2 separate regions of the Mus musculus genome follow, and region 1 is linked to region 2. The links are chromatin contacts, found by Hi-C or POLR2A ChIA-PET in ENCODE. All regions are on one chromosome and are shown on one strand. The core of a region is the stretch at or near the end of the contact, and the rest is flanking DNA. Distances in the headings are between cores, read along the strand shown.

The links. Hi-C counts contacts between places; a loop is a spot of excess contacts on that map. ChIA-PET counts read pairs that join two places held with the same protein, here RNA polymerase II (POLR2A).
Region 1: a loop to region 2 is called in a map of heart, with 8 times the contacts of the local background. The contact joins the promoter of Dleu2 here to the enhancer-like site in region 2. A Hi-C loop is called at or near these places in 23 of 37 maps with a recorded cell type or tissue (CH12.LX, T-helper 1 cell, T-helper 17 cell and 8 more). POLR2A ChIA-PET finds 5 or more read pairs at or near these places in 5 of 5 experiments (Patski and embryonic stem cell).

What each region holds. Positions count from the first base shown.
Region 1 is chr14:61,680,464-61,687,798 of GRCm38, reverse strand. Dleu2 (deleted in lymphocytic leukemia, 2) reads left to right here and starts at 5,426. Exons shown (of 7, transcript NR_028264.1): 1 at 5,426-5,689. Gm35196 (a long non-coding RNA gene) reads left to right here. Exons shown (of 4, transcript XR_003951167.1): 4 at 1-1,013.
Region 2 is chr14:61,644,119-61,650,533 of GRCm38, reverse strand. The region is part of intron 1 of Dleu2 (deleted in lymphocytic leukemia, 2); the gene reads left to right. Among named protein-coding and RNA genes, the nearest start is that of Mir15a, 15 kb to the right of the region's middle. Within about 2 kb of position 3,101, at least 3 of the 3 ENCODE cell types and tissues checked have a DNase peak (open chromatin) inside an H3K27ac peak, as active enhancers do; they include gastrocnemius, heart and left cerebral cortex, where a contact is called at or near this core.

The sequences.
Region 1 (7,335 bases), core at 4,177-6,676, 35 kb before region 2:
ACAAACAATGCACAATTAACCGTGGCTGTACATTAAAAGGAACTAAAAACTAGTTGTTTTTGCGAGGGTATGTAAACTGCGGCGTAGAGGCTAAGGTGAGAGGGCTATGCATTGTTGTAGGAGATATGATTGAAGCAAGCACCTGAAAAAGAAAAATAAGACAGAAAGTAATCGTGAAGAAAGGGGAGGGGGAGAGAAGAGAATCAGGTGAGAACAAGGAACAGCGGCCAGAAACTGTGGGAAGCAGTCAAATCTCCACATTTTCAGCTCTTTTAATTAATGGGATGGGGGGAGGTCTCACTATAATTGGGAATAAATGGTTGTCTGATGGAAGTCTATTAGTTATTCTATTTGTGCTGGGGTGGGGGGTTTGTTTGTTTTTCCAGATTCTCAAAAAAGTTATTTCGAGATACAACCAAATGTTTTGACTGGGTGATCGAAAGCCAGGCGAAGCATTTCCTGCTGTGATTGCCGGGAGGTGAACAGCCTTACACCCAACGCACCCCACGCCCAGCAGCCTGAGGAGTAGCGCCCTGCAGCCCACGCCTGGGCAAGCGCGATGGGGGACACAGAGTTCAGTTCGGAGGCCTGGCTTTAGACTTGCTTTGGTTTTCTTCGGGAAGGGGAAATGGGCGTAGTTCTGTGTGGATTTTCACTTTAGAAACTTGGGAAACTGGGTGGTTTTCAACTGGGCTTCTGGTGGCCGAGGCTCCCTTGCCTCTCCGGGTGTCACAGGAGCGCGAGGCGAGAGGCGCTACTTTCGACGAACCTCCCTCTCCCCAGCCTTGAATGGGGACGCGCCTCCGCCGGCTTTGAAGGCGACTTGGCGACCTCAGTGCCCCGCGGCTCGGCACCGGTCCAGCCCCGCTCAGGGAGAAGCCCACTTGGGAGTCTCTTCCCTCGGAGCGAGTCAGTGCCCAGGCACTCCCCGGACACTGAGTTCAGGAGCTCCCTGCTGCGGGCCCCTTTCTTTACTTACCCTCGTTTTCTTTGGAAGCATTCCCCCGCCCCTCCCCCCCCCCCCCCCCCCGTAGCAGACACTCTGACCTGCAGCCTCCGCTTGCTCCCTGCTGAACGCACCCGCCCCGACCCCCAGGACCCTACCCGGACATCTTGTGAACTGTGTCAGCGTCCCCACACCCCACCGCGTCGCGCCTTTTTTTTTTTTTTTTTTCCCCGCTTCAAGGTTTCCTGGACTGAGTGGGCGGAAAACGGAGGAGGTTCGGCTCCTGTACCTCTTTGCAGCCCCTAACCCACGCCGAACCCTCGCCAGAAACCCGCTGGATTGTGAAAGAACCCGGTGGTGGGCGGGGGTGGAACGCTACCTGGGGACTTGTGGAGTGTTTGGCACAGTCTTGGGTACACTAGTGTTTCCCCCAAGGGAGTTTTCTTCGCCTCGCAGCCAGCACGAGGTGTCCGAGGTTTTTAGTAACTAACCGCGAAGGCAGTCTCTTGTCCCTTTCTCCAACTTCAGGACATCTGATCTACAACCTTAAACTTTCTCCTTTTGGTTGAAGTCAGCCGCAGCTTAGCGACCTCAGCTGAGGCCGGGGAGAGCTCGATGCTGGAGGGTTAACTCAAAAGCTCGGCGCCCAGAGGTCGCCTGAGGCCCTGTGGGTCGAGGCCAGACGCGCTGTTTGCAGGAGGAATTCCAGGAGGACTCTACCAGGGCACGCAGCCGGCTAAAACAGGCGCTCCCTTTTCCAGACCATATTCCTCATAAAATCTAAAGCCAGATGCATCGCTTGGGCCATGCTCCCATTTCACCTCGAAAGGCGTGGATTTATTTCCAAACTGGACTCCACACCAAGGTGTCTGACTCGGGTTTCAGTGGCGAGCGCAAAGGATGGCAGTTTGAGCATTTAAGTCTTAACTTTAGCTCAGGCAAAACATTAGTTATGAATGCATGGATTTTTTTTAAACTAAAGAACGTAGAGTGTGGATTTTTTTTTAAGCGCGTGCTTTTTGTTTAGAAAGAATGGAGGGCAAGACCAACTTCACAATCACAGACGCCCACTTTAACAGCAACACCCCATGGAACCCGATCACGAAAACACGTCATTTGCAAGAGTGAGAAAACTAGCCATATAATAAGACCAAAGGTCGAACTTGGTAAACGCAGACCTTTTATAATCTCTTGAGTCAAAACTAGCTTTTGTGCTGGGTAATTTTATTTTTTTAAGAAATGGGGGAAAGCTAAAAAGAGAGCGTCAGGGTCTATTTCCTAGGTAGCTTGCCTCACTCATATAGAGGGGAAAGAGGATAAAGTGGGCCTTCCCTTTCAGTTAGGGCTTTCTGATGTTTACCAAGAGGGTTCCGGGGGTAGAAATATCTGCCTTTCCAGGTTTCGACCAAGAGAACTTATGAAAGGCAAGGCCATTTTTTTTTTTTTTGAGTCCTGTGGTTAAATTATTGGCGAAGCTGAGTCTGAACAATGCAAATACATACAGGACTCCTAGTCTTGGGTTTTACAGAGCGAATGACCTCAGTGCAAAAGCAAAGCGCCTCTGAGCAGCTGGAAGGGTAATGGCTGTCTGCTAAGTCCTTAGTCAGGTGTGGGTGAGCAGGGCGAGCACTCCAGCAAACGGTTTCCACTTTCAACTCCCCGAGACCCTGCAGGTCTTTCTCACACTTGCCCAGACCTACAGATACTGCTGCAACAAAGGTGTTACTAAACAGAATAAAGTGTGTGGTAAAGAAAGTATGGGGGTGGGGTGAGGGTGGAAGCTGTTTCAAGTCAGTGTTGTTTCTCTGTGGGGGAAGAAGGGGAAGCGAGGACACGTTTTAGCTGACTAGATTGACACCAGCTGCCATTCCTGAGCGCCCCAGTTGTGTTTGGTTACCTTCACCTCGTAAGATGCCTTCCCTGAACTGCTAAAGTCGGCCCACCCGTCTCTTTGAAACCTGCCGGAGGCCGCCTTTGTCACTGCAATGACTCCTATGAGGGAAGAGGGATACCACTAGTTTCGTGAAGTCTTTTAAATTGTATAGAACTTTGGTTATTTGCGTGTGGGCGGGATGCTTATCCAGTTTCAGCCGGGCAAGAATTCCGTGGGCCTCGAGTCCCAAGAGGCCTTTGCGCACCCTCGCCTGCGTTCCTGCCTGAGACCCTGCTAAGACATCTGCCACTAGAAGCCAAACTCGTTCGTGTCACACTCCTTTACTTCTGCAGGGTCTCAGTCTTCAACTTCGAGACCCAGACCAAACTCTCCATGCAAGATTGATGTACTATCCATATGCACTTTTCCGGAGATGGGAGTTTGGGGGGAGGGGGACCCTTCGCAACCTAGGACAGATCCTGGCAACTCCTGGGCTTCCTTCGGGAACAGCTCCCCCCACCCCCACCCCCATCTCGGCCAATGTTTGCGACCCTACACTTAGGTCTGCCACCGCTGCCCTTAGGGAAGTGGCTGTGACTGATGCGCCTGAAGTGGTTTCGTTTTGATTCCCTTCCCTCCTCTCCGCGGCTAGGAAGACCGTGAAAGAACAAAGTGGGGGCGGAAAGCCGGTGTCTTAACAAAATAGCTGTGCCGCTGAGCCTTAGTCGGAGGACGGGGTAAGGCAACCATGACCATGCCTTGACAAACTCTGACCCTTGCAAGAGTGGGAAGGACCAGGAGGCCCTGACTTGTTTACTAAATGCAAAGAAACGTGATTTGTAGCTATTGCTGCAACCAAAGTGTCAAAGAAACGAATTTGCATTCATAAGAGGTTTGTTTTCCAAATGCTGAGTAATGAAGGGTACAAGGACCGGGAGGTGAGTAGCTAGGGCCTTTGGATAAATTGCAGAGGATGGGGAAGATTGAGGTCCCGCCCTAGGCTCTGCACACCGCCAGGTGTGGGCGACCAAAGCCTATCAGGCCTGCAGCTCCAAACTTTAGAAAGGAAGCGAGTGCTGCAAAAGTTCACTTTATATTGTCTCACTTCCTTCTTTTAGCAAGCACACACATAGCAAACTTGGAAGGCACGTTCTAAGCTTTAGAATCTAAAGTTTCTCCTTTAAAAAAAAGAAAGAAAGAAAGAAAAGAAATAGAAATAGAGAGAGCGAAAGCAAGCGGGCCTAAATCTGGAAAGGTTTCTCAACTCTAGGCAAATCTATTTCCTCCCCCATCTGACTCTTGGAAAAGCTCTACCAGGTTTGGACCCACCCTTATACCTAACTTCCAAGCCCCTCACAGTAGGTAGGTGCCCGTGCTGAGGCGTGGTGGTGGTCCGAACTTGGGGCGGGGGAGTGGGATGGGGGGAGTTCTTCTAGACTGTTTACCCCTCTCCAGTTGCTGGGAAAGTCCGATGCGTTTCCTGTTCTCATCCGAGCTCAGCCTGTTTTCCTGAATCAGTGATCTGGTAGCTAACTTATTATGTTCTGATCCTGAAAAGTAAAACTGCGTTCTGAAATCAATTACTTAGGAAAGGGACTAGAAGCTACAGAAGTTAATCACGCTTAGACTAACCACTTAGTTTGCCTTAATTGTAAGGCCTTCCTTTGGTGTTTATCGCACTTTTTGTTTACACTGAGCCCTCCGCCTAGGCTTTAGGCCAGCAGGGCGCTCAGTTTCACTTCGGGGTTTGGAGGGGCCTATCACTTCGTCCTCGGGGTTTAAAGGCAACTTGTAATGGTTTGCCCCAATCACTCCTGTAACCAAAGAGTAAGTCCTCAAGAACCGCGTTCCCTTGTCAAGGAGTCGGATGCGCAAATGCCTGGGGCTTTAAGCAGCTGGGAAAGCGAGAAGGAAGCTAGCGTGAAGCTAGCTGCACCTGCGGATCCAGAGCGTCCGCCCCGCGCTTCCCGCGCCCAGCGCTTTTGCCTGGGAGCTGCTGCGAGCCACCCCCGCACCCCTCACGCCCGTTGGCCGGGGGAGCGAGGCCTAGCAAGCGGACGCCTGCGGGAGCCGCCGCACGTAGGGGGCACAGGGACTTGTCCAGGCCGTGGGCTCCAAAGCGAGGCCCAAACGCGCGCGCTCTCTGCAAGTAGGGCGGTGGCGCTCCCAGAGACGGAGGGAGGTAGAGACGCCCGAGCGAGCGAGCGAACGGCACGCTCGGGGCCACTCCGCGCGCAAGGCTCGGGTCCGGGAGAAATTCCCCCCCCCCACCCCCCGTCGAGTGGTCAGAGTGCGGGTCCCCAGGTCGTGCACACCACCCGGGCCGGCGACCCCAGCCAGGAGCAGGGGAGCGCCGCAGGGCGGAGGCCGCTGCCACGGAACCAGGCGGGCGGCGCACAGCCCCGGGGAGCTGGTTTTCCCGAGAGGGCACGTGACGGGGTTGGCAGCGCTCGGGCCCGGGCGGGGGGAGGGGGAAGTGGCGAGCAGGAGGCCCGGGGGCGGGCGGCTGGCGCGCTGTGTACTTAGGTCGTGTGCTGGGGCTTTTCTCTCCTGGGAGCGGGCCGAGGGGCGGGGGAGGGGCCACCGCTCCGCCTTCTTCTTTTCGCAATGTTGACGCAATCTATAAATAGTGGAACAAAAGGACCAACTTCCTCGGAGCTTTGCTGAAACTGCACAAAAAATCGAGCTGGGGGGTTCCCTGGTCCCCGATGTTGGGGCGGAGAGCGCGGCGCCGAGGGAGGGGGCGGCGCAGACCGGCCTAGGGGACACCTGGTCGAGCGCAGCCGCCGCTCCGCTCGAGCCCTGCGCTCCAGTGCCCCCACTGGCTGGAGAGCTCGCCCAGACCGGGGGTCTTCCTCCGTCGCTGACAGGTCAGTGCGCACCGCCCCTTTCGACTCTAGGCTGCTTTTCTCCCTCCTCCAGCCTCCACTTTTAGAAGGGAACCGGGGCGGGGGCGGGGGGCGGTAAGGAAATAGAACGAGGAGCAGCAGCGACAGAAGGAAAAAAAAAAAAAAAAAGCAAAGCTGTAACCCCGGCGTGCACGGAGCGAAGAGAGTGAGGGGCTCCAGGAGGAGATCTGCGCGTGGCCCCCACGGGAGACGGAGCTGGCAGAGCAGGCGGGCCGCAGGGTGAGAGGAGGGGGCTCCCCGGAGGCCGTGCGCGTCTCTCGGTCCCCTTTGAACGCAGACCTGCAGAGTCCGCCTGGTCCACGGTGGGAGGAATGAGTGGAGAATTGTCGCCGCCGCCACTGCACCCCCGAGGCCCACGCACCCTGAGCGCCTAAATTTGGGGACAGGGTGGGAGGGGGGCACCCTGCGCTCAGGGAGCAAGGACCTGAACTCAGGAGCCCGCTGCTTCGCCGTTGGGGAGGGCGGAGCTGGCGCTGTTGACAGCGGTGAGGGAGCAGGGAGGGCGAAAGTTGGGGAGAGGAGGCGGGAGAGGTGGGAGTCTAGTTGAAAAGGGGGGGGAGGGAGCGCGCGCGCGGGATTCTGAGGGGCGTGGATCACGTGATGGGCAACCACCCCCGCTACAGGCTGGCGGTAGGGTGACGTCACCACCCTGCCTGCAGGGGGTGGCACTTCCGTTTTCTCCCCCCCCCCACCCCCCCCAGGGCTGCTGCTCCCAAGCTTCTGCACCCTCCTGAGGGTGGGCAATAGTCTGAGGTCATCAGGTGCTTTGGCAACAACCGGGAGTTAGGCAATGAGGGCTAGGTCTGAAGCTCAAGCCGGGCCGCCCCTCGACGCGCCCCATTGTGTGAGCAGTGGGCGAGGGCGGTGCCGGGTGCCGGGCCCCCCGCGGCTCCCAGCTCCAAAAGGGCGGGGAGGACTCTGTTCCGTCAAGGCGGAGTCTGGCCACTAGCTGGTTCCTGAGTCCAGACTTCGAGATCCCAGCGACTAGGGTCTTACTCGCCTGACTAGCCCTCTGGGCGCCTGGTGGTTAGGAGCCAGTTCTATGGCTCTGGTCCGTGGCCCAGCTTGATGGGTGTGTGGTCAATCTGTCACCACTGGAGCGACTCAATTCCAGCAGTCCTTAAGAGCTATTTTGAGTAAACTCTGGGTTTTGGTGACTCAGCTCGGTGAGCGGCGCTATTTATAGGTAGATGAGTTAAGAGCGGGGAAATACGCTTCGATAGGATCGGTCCGCCCTATTATAGCAAAGATCTCTACTAAGAAGCAACAATTTAAAGTCTTAGGAAAGAAAAATACTTGGTTCTTAGAATCTGTGTTGTAAGGAGAAGACTTAGAACAGTGAAAGTGGAACATTTCCCGGAGTAAATGGAGAATTTGGGGACTGTCATGACCATTAACTGGCTTTTCGGTGTAGGTTACTGACTCTCCTAGACACCTGCAACATAGAATGCCCATATTAGAATGATAAAAGGGGAAACTAAATGCTGGCAAAGTCCCTGCACTATATTCTGTAACAGGAAGGGATGTGTGATATTTATCTAGTGTCAAAAGTCTGGTCTGGTGGGAATTTTATGTTTATCACCCAATTTCTTCCAAGAAAGTACAAC
Region 2 (6,415 bases), core at 1,852-4,351:
GGTTGCTAAAGTCTCTTCTTTTCCAGTTGTACCTCACTGATGCAAACCATGGACGCCTTCTCCAGTGCACTTCCTCTTTGGTGCTTAAGTTTCATATCCATGGCTTTAACGGACATAATAACAAGATGTATCTTTTTTTTATGTTCAAAAGTTACAATTCTGCAGGGTGTGGTGGCACAAACCTGTAATCCCAGCACTCAAGAGACTGAAGCAGGATTATCAGCCTGAGCCTGGGCTACAAAATTGAGTTCTAGGCCAGCCTCAAAGCCATAAAGAAGATATTTTTTAAAGTTACAATTCATCACAAGTTGTTTTTATAATAAAAACTAGAGCAAACATAGTAATATCCCTGATTTTTAAACTGTTGGGTTCTGTTTTGAAAAGCAACATTTGATAAGGCTGGAGAGATAGCTCAGCAGTTGAGAGCACTTGTTGATTTTGCCAAGGACCCAGGCTTAGTTTTAGCATAGTTCCAGGAAATCCCTCCTCTCTTGATGTTTGAAGGCACATATAAGATGCACATACACACATGTAAACAAAACACTCACAGTCATTTTTTAAAAATCCATGAGAATCAAGTGAAACATAACCAAACACAGCCCTATAGTCATCTAGGAGCAATGGCAGTTTTTCTTTTTAAAAACTTCATCTTAATTAGCCTAGTGGAAGGGACAATGTCTTGCAAGCAAAGGATCAAAAGATGCTTTTGTAAGAAAAATTAAAATATTAACTTCATTTTTTTTGTCCTGTTATAGAGTCATTTTTAAAGGCGGTTTACCTAGCTTGCTCTCACCAGCTGCAAGACGGCAGAATTTATAATCGGAACATCAGGTTTCAATAGCCATAAAACAAAAATAATACCTACTTCATAGAGGTGTTGTGGGCAGTGAGACACCTGATCCACAAAGCGTTTGATAACAATGCGTACCACATTATCAGTACCCAGTGGCTCTTACAACTTTTTCGGGGCTTCATACAACGGGAAACCTATCTGGTGAGTCCATAATTTACTCTAGCACTATTTTTTTTTTCTTTTGGAAAAGTACCCTAGTGACGTCCAAAAGATTGTACATCTTCGGCTCCAATCCAGAACCGAAAGCTCCGTCTCCAGTTCAGAATCCAAAGGCTTGTGCATGGTGGGCTGGTCGCACACCTCGAGGTCTGGGGTGGAGGGAAACGTCGGGGTGTGACAGCCGCCCGCTGGTCGTGTGATTGAACCGTAAAATTCCTACCTCGTGAGATGGTTCTAGGCTTAGGTGTGACAGATCTGGGAGGCGCTGGCGGAGGGCGAGAGCACGACAGCGATACGCGGTTTTAAGTTCCTGAGCGGCCACCCAGGGCTCGAAGGCGCACTCGGTGGCTTGGAGTTTAGTTAAAAGCGGTTTTTGTCTTGTTTTTACGAAACTCTTAAGATAGTCCCTGATTTGTTTCATCACTAGTGTGTCACCGGAGTAGTGTCCGAAAGCTGACCACCTCCACTGCCGCACAGGGGCCACGCAGGCACACACAGGAGCGCAAGACACAGCGGGGACTGGAACCGAGGAAGTAGAGAGCCTTGCGCCACGACGATCCTGCGCATGTGCCGGGGGAGAGGGAGGTAGAAGTTTCCGCATGCGCAGCAGGGTCGCGCGGGGGTGGGTGGGGGGAGGCAGGGACAGCTGTGGAGCCGGCCCGCGTTCCCGGCATGCCCCGGGGCGGCGGGGTTGGCTCTAACGAATTTGAATGAGGAGTCTCAGCGCTTTCGGCGCCATTTTCGAGTGATGCCTGATCTCATCAATCTAGCGGGAGGGAAGGGATAACCTGTCCGAGCCTAGCGCGACGCTAGGATCACGCCGGAAAATCCCCCAAAAATCATCAAAAAAATTAACTTAGAGCAGAGGGCAGTCGGTGGGGCTTCGCCAGATGCGGCGCAGTCGGTAAGAGCCTCAAGTAGCGAAGCGGGTCTCGAGAGGTGGCAGCGATGGGACCGGAGGACCGTGAGGGGAGCAGGGACCGGACTCGGGGTCTGCCCTCACTTTCGCGGCAGAAGCTCCCCCAGGGGATCCGGTTGCTGTAAGTTGGGTGTCCTCGGATGGGCGGCGTCCGGCCGCGCTCGGGTGGCGGGAGCGCGGAGCTGGGGGAGGGGAGGCGCGGTTTGAGCGGGACACGGCCGAGCGGCCGCCGCCCGACCTGTCAGCGCGAGCGGCCGGGGAGCTAGGCCGGCGCGGCAGGGTCGCCCGCGACAGGCGCCCGCCCGCCCTCCCCGGTGTGCACGGCGGTCCGGGCGCAGGCCGTCTCCTGCCGGGAAACTTGGGTCGCGGGAGAGACGGCTGCCCGCGGCCCCCGAGGTGCGCTGCGGAGTGCGGGGAAGAAACGACGCCGGCCGGGCCGGTCCCGGGCCGGATCCCGACCCCGGGCGCGGCGGATGGATGGATGGCCGCATCCAGCTGGGTCATTTTGTCGTTGCTCTCCCGGCGGTCCCCTCTCTCGCTCGAGGGGGAGGGGTGTCGGGGTGAAGGGAAGGACGGGGCTGCGAGCTTGCGATTTCCTGGCGTCGGGCTCTTAGAAGACTTTTTCCTTCTCCGGTCCTTGAATCGCAGCGTCTCAAGGAAAAGTAGCGTGAAACTTGGTGTCTCCTGCCGACAAGCCTTTGCACCTACGATTTAACGGTCATTTTGCAGTCCTCAACTTTCCTTGGGTACTCCTGACGCTGAGGCGGAAGAAAGCGGAGTTGTCTTTCCTTTGGGGGGGGGGTTTCTTTCTTTCTTTCTTTCTTTCTTTTTTTTCTTCGTTGGCTGTTGGCTTTTTGTCAACCCAGAGTCGACAGCTCTTGAATGAGCCAGTGACAGCTTTGACTTTAGGTAATGCTCGCTAGGTACTAGTCTTTGTGAAGAGTCCACGTTAAACTCTTGTGTCGCTTTCCTCCCTCAGCACCCCTAGATTAACCCTTAGCTCATGGGACGTTCTGCGGGAGGGTCGCACGGACCTGCCTTAGTGATCCTCTGCGGATGCTTTTGCTGCAGCTTCTCGGTTATTCGCCGAGGACTCAGGCTTCAGGAGACCCTCGGTGACTTGCTAGTCAGAGCAGGCCCCCTACAGAGCTTTCTCCCTCTGGAATTTTATCAGAACCCTGGATTTGGTGTGTGTCTGTGAAAACTGGGGGACCCGCCCTCATTTAGATCCCTTCCAGAAGAGTAGGAGCGCAATGTGATGTTTTTCAAATTGAGTCTAACGGAGCTCCCAAACGCCGGGCTTCTTACCCACTGATTGGCTGGAAGGAAGCGGGACTGGGGGGTTTGAATGTTGATCCCAGAGCTGATAATTCTTGACCTACGAAAAACTGTGTTTAGACAGAGAACTATTCAAATAAATACAAAATGTAAAATCGGAGTTTTTTTTTTAAGTTAGTACATAATAGAGTTGTTTCTTCCGTAAAAGCCTTTCAGATGGTTCTGAAATATATATATTTAAATGTAAAACTAAAGAGGCTGTTTTCAGAAAACTGTATTTCTGCTGTTGGAGTTATAAGACATTTCTGTTCTTCATTAGTTGAAAACTTCTCCGAAGGATCTAAGGTGTTTGGTTTTTCCTTTGATAAAATTTTTCCGTCTCAGTCTTCATGTATTTATTGGATACATATTAAGGGAAAATTGTTTCTTTCATTTTGATGAAAGTGAACTTTAAACTTAATCTGTTCTACATTTTTTTTTTTGTAAAAATTGAATGTACTCTTAGAACTTTGCAAATCTGTTTTTAAATGTTTTCTAACTGGGCCATTGCAGTGGATTTAAAAGTTTAGTTTACGAGTCATTTATGTTTCTTAGTTGAGAATATAACAAGTAAATATGCACAGGTGAGCATATATATTAATGCATTCCTTTTACAAATTCATTATGAGAGAATGTGTTGTATCGAGCAGTGCATATGTGTTGGTTTCTTTGACTGGTTTCAAAGTTTTTGTTTAGTGTTACTTGAGACAGGCGTCAATATTTATTACCCTGCTTGTCATTCCTTTTAATTCCATCTTGATAATAGGGTGTGGTTTTCAGAGTAGATGATTTTGAAAGGAACTTTTAAATTTTTATATCTTACAAATAATTGAAATTTTGAGGCATTATTTCAATTTAAGACAAACATGCATTTAGAAATATTCAAATGAAAACATTTTTATAAATGTATAGGACTGTAAATTAATTTATAATAAATACATTCTACTTTGTATTACTTTCATGATAATTATGTTTACTGAACCCATAATCTTTCTTTTTTTCAGAATCTGTTTATCTTGGATCTTTTCATAAAATTATCTATAAAATTCTATTTATTAAATTATACGACTCATTTCTATTCTGCATGTAATCATATGTAAACCCTGTCTTGCTTTTTACTGGTTTGTTTTTGTATTTTAATTTTTATTCAAATTATGTGACTGGAAGAGAATTATGGGAATGGAGAAAATCTTTGAATTATTTTTTTGACACTTCCATTTATGGGATTTGTATTATATTAAGACCATAATTGAAGATTTTTTTCTTTTTTTTTTCTTTCATTTGTTTGCTTTACCAACTCTTTGAAAGTGATATTCTTTATTTAAACTAATTCTCGTATTGATTTAGAATACACTAGCACCTAAATAAATTTCACAACATTCAAAATATTTTCATGTTTTATGTAATACTAGGTAGAAGGAAGAATTCCAATAGATATATACCTACTTATTTAAATGTTTATATGCAGTTATCTGTGTTTTTCTACAGAAACTGATTACTCCAATTTTCTATTCTTTTGTGAAAGCTGCAAAAGTTATTTATTACCACAGGAAAACAGCACTGAGGAATGGTGCTGATATAGTTCTCCCGGCACTCCATTTACTATTGTAGGAGAGTGGAACAAAAGTATCAGTTTCCCTGGTAGCATTGATTTTCATTTGTTTGTTCTTTATACTAGTTCCAATTAAAGGTCTAATTTTAGACAATTTTAAAAAGCCTATTAACTTGTCTTCAGTGTACATTTACAAAATTTAGCCTCAAGTTTTTGTATACCATTAAATTAGTATCTGTTTTACTGTTTATTAGGAACCAAATCTAAGGATAAAAATTTCAAGGGAGTATTCATGTTCTGATTCCCATGTTTTCTTCTCTTTTGTGTGCTGCTTTTTAATTTTTGTTTCCTGAAGACTTTATTCGTGTATTTATTTGTGTTTAGTAACTAAAAAGAATGTTGACAAAGTCTTCAGTCTAGAACTATTGGTCAGCTGATTGAGTTTACAGAAAGGAATTTCCAGACTATATTGAATATTTCTTCAATAAGCTTTCAACAACTAGATTTTAAATTTACAGTTATGGAAATGAAGTTAATCTCAAATCGTAAGATATTTCTAATCTTAAAAGGGCTTTTGTCTTTTTTATTTTCTTTTTTTAATGACACTTAATCCCCACGTTGATTTCCTTTTAACCCCTTTTATGAGAAACATAGTATGATTATAATTAGAACAGCACATTTTAGAAAGAATTGTAAGACTATGTATAGTTTACCCTTTTTATTTTTTAATTGCACAAATTTAGAAACTATATGCTTTGCAATTAATTTTAGCATATAATTAGATTTCAGATTTTGACTTGCTGTAACTTTGTGGTCTCAAATCTCATAAAAGTAAAGGAAATCAGTAATAAAATACCACCTTATTTCAACTAAGTGTTGAGAAATGAGATAAAGCACTTACTTCCAAGAGATTGCACTATTAGAACCTTACACCGTGTCTTAATTGTCTTAAGAGTGATCGTGTATGTTTAAAAATGTTGCTATTATGTAATATCTGATAGTTAGTATGTACAAATGATCATAAATTCTGTAAATAATGCTTTCTGGTAGTTAAGGTTTTTTTTGTTTGTTTTTTTGCCTTTATAAAAGATGCTTTAATGGATTTTTCTTTGAGACAGGTTTCAAGTAATGGAGTTAATAAATACATGTGTGTGTGTGATTTATTCTTAATACTTTTCTTGAAGTTCTGAATCTAATGTGCTCTTATTTGAGCAAAGAAATGTTACACAGGAAAGATTTGTAATGTTTTCTATGTATAAACAATAAACTAATAAATAAGTTTTACTTTGAGATTTTTTTCTTTCTGTCATAAACATTTTATATCCAAACCTTTTGTTCATTATTATCTAGTATTCTTACACTGCTTAAAAACATATTACTATATGAAAATTTAACATTTAATTTTTAATTGTTTTATTTTTAAGGTTGTGATACCTATATTTCAATGCACTCAAATATATTAAAAAAACTTTATCTTTTGAAAAATAGCGTTTTTCCCATTAAACAATCAAATATTTAGCAACAGACATAAAGGGGCTATTGGTATTCATTGCTTATTTTATTTCTTGCTTCAGCCACTCTTAAATAAAAGTAGAAAACTCCTACAAAGCATTAT